Regions from separate parts of the Mus musculus genome. Here region 1 is linked to region 2. A link is a contact called in ENCODE Hi-C or POLR2A ChIA-PET data. All regions are on one chromosome and are shown on one strand. Each heading gives the region's core, a stretch centred on a gene start or an enhancer-like site at or near the end of the contact. The rest is flanking DNA. Distances are from core to core; before and after follow the strand shown. Region 1 holds the start of B3gnt7 (UDP-GlcNAc:betaGal beta-1,3-N-acetylglucosaminyltransferase 7). Region 2 overlaps Armc9 (armadillo repeat containing 9).

The links. A loop is a pair of places that touch in the nucleus more often than their neighbours do. ChIA-PET counts read pairs that join two places held with the same protein, here RNA polymerase II (POLR2A).
Region 1: a map of v-Abl transformed pro-B cells shows a loop between it and region 2 (2.2-fold over the local background). The contact joins the promoter of B3gnt7 here to the enhancer-like site in region 2. A Hi-C loop is called at or near these places in 1 of 37 maps with a recorded cell type or tissue (v-Abl transformed pro-B cells). POLR2A ChIA-PET finds 5 or more read pairs at or near these places in 2 of 5 experiments (both embryonic stem cell).

Annotation. Positions count from the first base shown.
Region 1 is chr1:86,301,857-86,304,556 of GRCm38, reverse strand. B3gnt7 (UDP-GlcNAc:betaGal beta-1,3-N-acetylglucosaminyltransferase 7) reads right to left here and starts at 1,336. Exons shown (of 2, transcript NM_145222.2): 1 at 1,003-1,336. The coding sequence starts at 1,013. Gm28626 (predicted gene 28626) reads left to right here and starts at 497. Exons shown (of 2, transcript NR_151592.1): 1 at 497-593; 2 at 939-1,494.
Region 2 is chr1:86,262,338-86,265,037 of GRCm38, reverse strand. All of the region lies in intron 23 of Armc9 (armadillo repeat containing 9), which reads right to left. Among named protein-coding and RNA genes, the nearest start is that of Gm46098, 6.9 kb to the right of the region's middle. Within about 2 kb of position 1,342, at least 1 of the 3 ENCODE cell types and tissues checked has a DNase peak (open chromatin) inside an H3K27ac peak, as active enhancers do.

The sequences.
Region 1 (2,700 bases), core at 87-2,586, 40 kb before region 2:
CTTTCTTGCTCTAATTGGGAAGTCTCGAAGGGAAGTGGACAGATCCCATCACGACTCCTTATCCTTACCTTTATATTCTACACAAAGCAATGAGGTGCCTAGCCCTTCAGTCCTGGGGACGAAAACCCACTTTCCGGGGCCCCTACCTGGTCAAGTAAGCCCAGCACACCCTTTTCAGAGGCAGAAATCCTAGCTCTTCTCAGGAATGATCCTGCCTGTGCCCCCTTCCCCAAGAACCTTCCCTCCTTAGCTCACACTGGGAGACTCATGACTTTCCAGGACTGGGCCAGCAGAGAGATGGTTCTCACCTCCAAGTCTGGGAGGTACAAGAGCCAGGGGCCCACGAAGCACGTAGTAGATAACGCCAGGTTTTAAGCCTGCGGAGGCGCAGGGTGAGTGAATGTTAAGTCCTCCTACCCACATTCATCGAGCTTTCCTCAAGAGCCCCATGACTTCCTGGTTACCAGGTTGGATGGAGAAAGACAGAAATGACTGGAGGCGCGCTGCTGGGAATGGAAGTAAGAGAATTCTGAACCCAGTACTCCAGTCCTCAGGGTTCTAAAGAAGCTCCACGTCGTAGCTCCGGAGTCCGGGTAAGAACCAGCCTCAGGGCCCTGGCTCGCACATACCAATCCACTCCATTAGTAAGAGCAAAGCCGGGGAAGGAGAAGGGTCGAGGCGGTCCGGAGAAGAGGCCACAGGAGGGAAGAGGGACCGGAGGGGTCGGGTGTGTGTGTGTCTGCTAGTGAAACCCCAAGGCTAGAGAGACGTTGCATACAGGCTGCCGGAGTCGTGGCCGCAGAGCCAAGCGTGCGCCTCGCATCTCCCACATCCCATCTGCCGCTCCGGCGGCGCGCCCTGCTCCGCATCTCCCGCCACCCTCGCTGCCCGGGGAAACTGGGGTCGGCCTCAGGACACCTAGCGTGCATCCCTTGCAGTCTGCGGCCCCGGGAGGAGGTGAAGCTCGGAGGTACTCTGCGCCCCACCGGGACCCCGACTCACCACAGAGACATGGCGGCCCGGTCCAGGGCAGCTGAGCGGGGCGCACGGATCACAGCTCTGAGCGCCGCGGCTGGGGACAGCGGGACGAGGCCGAGCCGCACCCCCGCTGAGACTTTCTTTTTTTCCCTGCGGCTGGAGGAGGGGCCTCAGGGGCGGTGGCCCAGGTAGGTTAACCCTTTGTGCCCCGGCTCACTGTGGGGACAGCAACTCCGTTCAGCCCTGGCCACCTCAGAGGCACGCCCCACGGGAACGCGAAGGGAAGAGCCAGAATCTCAGAGACCTTGAAGATCGCCAACATCCTGAGGCGGCGACTTCCCCGCTGCTGGGCCTTCACGGGGTCGCCCGCCTCGCCTCCTTCGGGACACGTGGGGACGTCGGACACCGCCCACCTCCACGCCCACCCGGCGCCTAGCGGCCTGGTTGCTTCCTTCTGGAGTAGCCCTGGGTGTGTAGAGTGGAGGGAGGTGGATAAAGGCTGTTTCCCTAAAGTTACCTTATCTCTGCCCTGTCTACTTTTCTTCTTCCCGGGCTCGCTTAGGCCTGGGCGGCGATCTCAAGAGAAGATGATGCTGGGTTGCCTGTGTTAGACCCCCAGCCAGCTCAGGTCAATCCAGCTCTGGGTTTCCCACTCTTTCTGCATTACCACCCCCCAGTGAGAAGGCTTATTATCCTCTGCAAAAAGTCCATTCTTTTGCTAGCGTGTTCGCATGTGCTTTTAATCCCAGTTGGTGGATTTCTGCGAGTTTAAGGCCAGCCTGGTCTACATGGTGAGTTCCCGGCCAGCAAGGTCTCCCTAATGAGACTCTTGTCTCAAAACAAACAAAAACCTCCTTCTTGTATTGCCAACAAATCCTTCACTTAACCGCACCCCCACTTTTTTTTTTTTTTTGTCTCCAGGTTTTTATTATTCTGCGGTGTGAGCACCATTTTCTCTTGGGAGTGGGCTACACACCACAATCACAGTACAGGGAGGGAGGGGACACCTTGATGCCTCCTCTGGGTGACTTGGGAACATTTCTGGTAGATAAGGCTGCTTACTGGTCCTTCTGTCATCCAGATGTCTGGGGGTCTGGGGTCGCTTCAGAAATACCCACAGGACTTTTTACATTCCAGCACTTCCTATCTGTCAAGCCTGGTTCTAGGTCCCCGGCATCAGTGGCTCACTTGGTTCTGGAGACGTGTGCTATGGTTTGTTCCTATCTTACCAGGAGTTAGAGTCAGGGACACACACCCTTAGATGAAGTCACAACCTTACTATTCAAACCCAGGAGGTCTGCCTGGCTCAGGAGGTGGTCCCTGAGTCCCGGCTCAGGCATTTCTATCAGATAGTAGGACTGGGGAACTCAATACCTTTCTGCAATGCTGTTCCTCTCCCAGGGAATACAGGGAGACAGAAAGTCCCAGGGAGTCCTAAGGGTGAAGATTACTTTTGTCCTTCCCTTAGCGATCCTTAGGCTCGGGTGTGTGCTTAAACAAATAGTGGAATTTTCTGGAATTTGTAAGCTCCAGTCGGAAATGATGAAGGGCCTTCAGATGAAAAATTCAGAGGAGAATCCTGGGACAATGCCCCTTTTAAGTCCTCAAGAAGCCCTGGCCTGAAGTGTAAGTCTCACAGGCCTGGCTGCCTGCCCCTAGGAGTCACTGCAGTCCCACTAGTCCCAGGTCACACCGGTCCTCAGTCTTCAGTCCTGGTTGTCT
Region 2 (2,700 bases), core at 93-2,592:
GGTGTGAAAGCCAGTGTGTGGAGACATTCACTCCTACCATGTGGGTCTGGGGGATGGAACTCAGGTTGGGCAGCAGGTGCCTATACTCAGGGACCCATCTTATCGGTTCCATTTTTGAACTTTGGAGCAGGTTCTTGCTATGTAGCCCAGGTTGGCCTTGAACTTGCAGCCTGGTATAATAAATGTATTTTATATTTTAAAGTCATCAATGTTTCTTCAGTGACTTAAGGCTGGGAATTTGAAGGAGCTTGTAGAAAGAAGATGGGCCTGGTGAGATGCCTCAGCAGGGAAAGATGCTTGTTGCTCAAGATTGGTGACCTGAGTTCAATTCCCAGAAACTACACAACAGGAGAAGGCAAGAACCAACTCCGCAAAGTTGTCCTTTGACTTTCATACGTGTAGTATGCCTGACACACGTCCTAACCCCACGTTATGCACATATACAAGCAAATTATGTAGTTTAATTTTTTTTCCTTAGGAAAAAAGGAAAGTTTTTCTATGGAAGAGGAAGAGACAGTGGAAGAAGGGACAGTAAGCTTTGAACTTTATTTCTGGCTCCTCCCAAAGCAATATGTTAGCAAGTCTAGGTCTTGGAAAGTACTGGGAAGGAGCCTGTGTGGCAACTGTGTCCAGATGCTCCCAGCCCATTTGGGCCAGTGGAGCAGCATCAGCATCCAGTGTCTCCAGAGCTGTGGCTTCCTGGACACCCCCCCCCCTTCTGGGGTGAGGTACTGTCCCTATCCCAAAGACAGAGACAAATGCTCTCTGCCAGCCCTGCTTTCCTGTCTCCTATGTACTCATCCAAAAAATGCCTTCTGACAGCCAGGAATGGGGACACAGTGGCAGCCACCCATCTGAGCTATCTCTGAGGATGGTGGCAGTCAGCTGTGGCCATCTGACAGCACATCTGGCCCCTTGACACTGGAAGAAGGACTGTAGCTGCCCTAAGCCTGTGGTCAGGGGTGTGACCTGTCTTTGTGGTTAGGTAGGAGGGAAGGGTGCTTTGTTGAGATCCACAAGGGGGTTGAGCTGAGAGGCCGGGCCAGCAAAGAAGGGGTTGGGAGGGAAATAATATTCCTGGAATGGTCAGAGGGGAGGGGAAGAAGGGACAGTGTTCACTTCCCTCTTCCCACCCTATCCTCTCTTGTATAGAACCCCCCACATCTAGAAAGAGCTGAATTCTGTGACTCGCATAATGAGGGCAACTCCATGGGGCATCTGTGCCCAGCGGAAGCTCAGAGGCCAGCTGGGTGTAGTGAGGGCGTTTCCAGGAGAGACTTGTGGAGGCCCGCCACTGTGAGAATGGCTATTTTAGGGGAAAGGGCTGTCCTGAGTGGTAAGCTTCGGAAATGAGTTCTGCATTTACAGGAAGAAAGAGGCCCCAGCACAGGAAGGGCAAATTTGGCCTAGTGCGTGAGCAAGGACTGTCCCCCTAAGACTGGGACTGTCCCCCTATGTTCCTTAATTTTGATCCTACCCTCACTATAGGAAACCCAGAGCCAAGGAGGCTCTGAGCTGGTGGACAAGCTCCTCTAAGAGCAGGCAGGAGGGCCATGGCAGACTGGCCAGAGAGGTAGAGCCATGCACTGCAGACACCACAAGAGAGGCGCTTCTGTTTACCCAAGATGCCACTGGAGGTAGGGGGTCCTGCAGACACTAGGGTGCTCATTGAAGGCGTGGATGGCAGCACCTCCTAGTCTATTAGGACGGCCCATGAGGCCTCAGCCTCATTCCTCCAGTGGAGTTTGAGAGCCCATGCTCACCCAACACACTAGCTTTATTTCAGAGCTAGAGACTGAATGCCCCCTCTTGAAGTTGCTCTGTCTGTAGGTTATGTGTGGTCAGGAGGTCTGGAGGGCAGGAAAGGGACAAGGTAGATCCATCCCTGAGGTTTCCTCAGGTCTGAAGTGGCTTGCAAGGCCTTCAGAGGGGTGCTTTGAGGTTGTGAAAGGCAGCAGCAATAGAGGAACGAAACAACTTCTTTGGTTTTACTCCAGGGTCCAGCTTCTGTCTGTGGCCTCTGACCTTATTTCTGAACCGTTTGCTAACGTCATTTTTGATCTCTCTCCAATCTATCTCACCTGTAAGAGCCTGCTGCACCCCGAAACACTCCCAGCGACTTTCCTTTCCTTCCTTTCTCCCTCCCTCCCTTTTTTCCTCTCTCCCTCCTTCCCCTCCCCTTTCCTTTATCCTGACCACATCTTTTTATGTGGCCCAGGTTGGCATCAAACTCCTGATCCTCCTGCCTCAGCTTCCTGTGGGCTCCAATTATAGGTGTTCACCATTAGGTTTGGCGTCTTAGCAATTCTTAAAACCATGTCCTCAGCGGCAGGTAGAGCTCTGTGGGCATGAGTCATGGTCAGGCTGGCCAAGGGTACACAGTTAGAGCCTGTTTAAAAAATCAAATCTAACCAAACCAAGCCAAACTCAAATCCAAACCAAACCCAGACCAAAACCAAAACCAACAGCATGAACATCTTTTTCTGGGTTGACAATGCTGGCTCTCAGATAGGAGGTCCTGACTGTCCCTGATCTCTGACACATTGACGGGTCATCAGATATTCCCACTGGGCATATTTACCTTGTGTCAGACCCCAGAGGAGCCTCTTTCACTTCTGTTAACATACACGAGCCCTCAATTCTAAGATTCCACGTATCAGCACTTGGGAGGCACAGGCAGGCAGATCTCTGTAAGTTTGA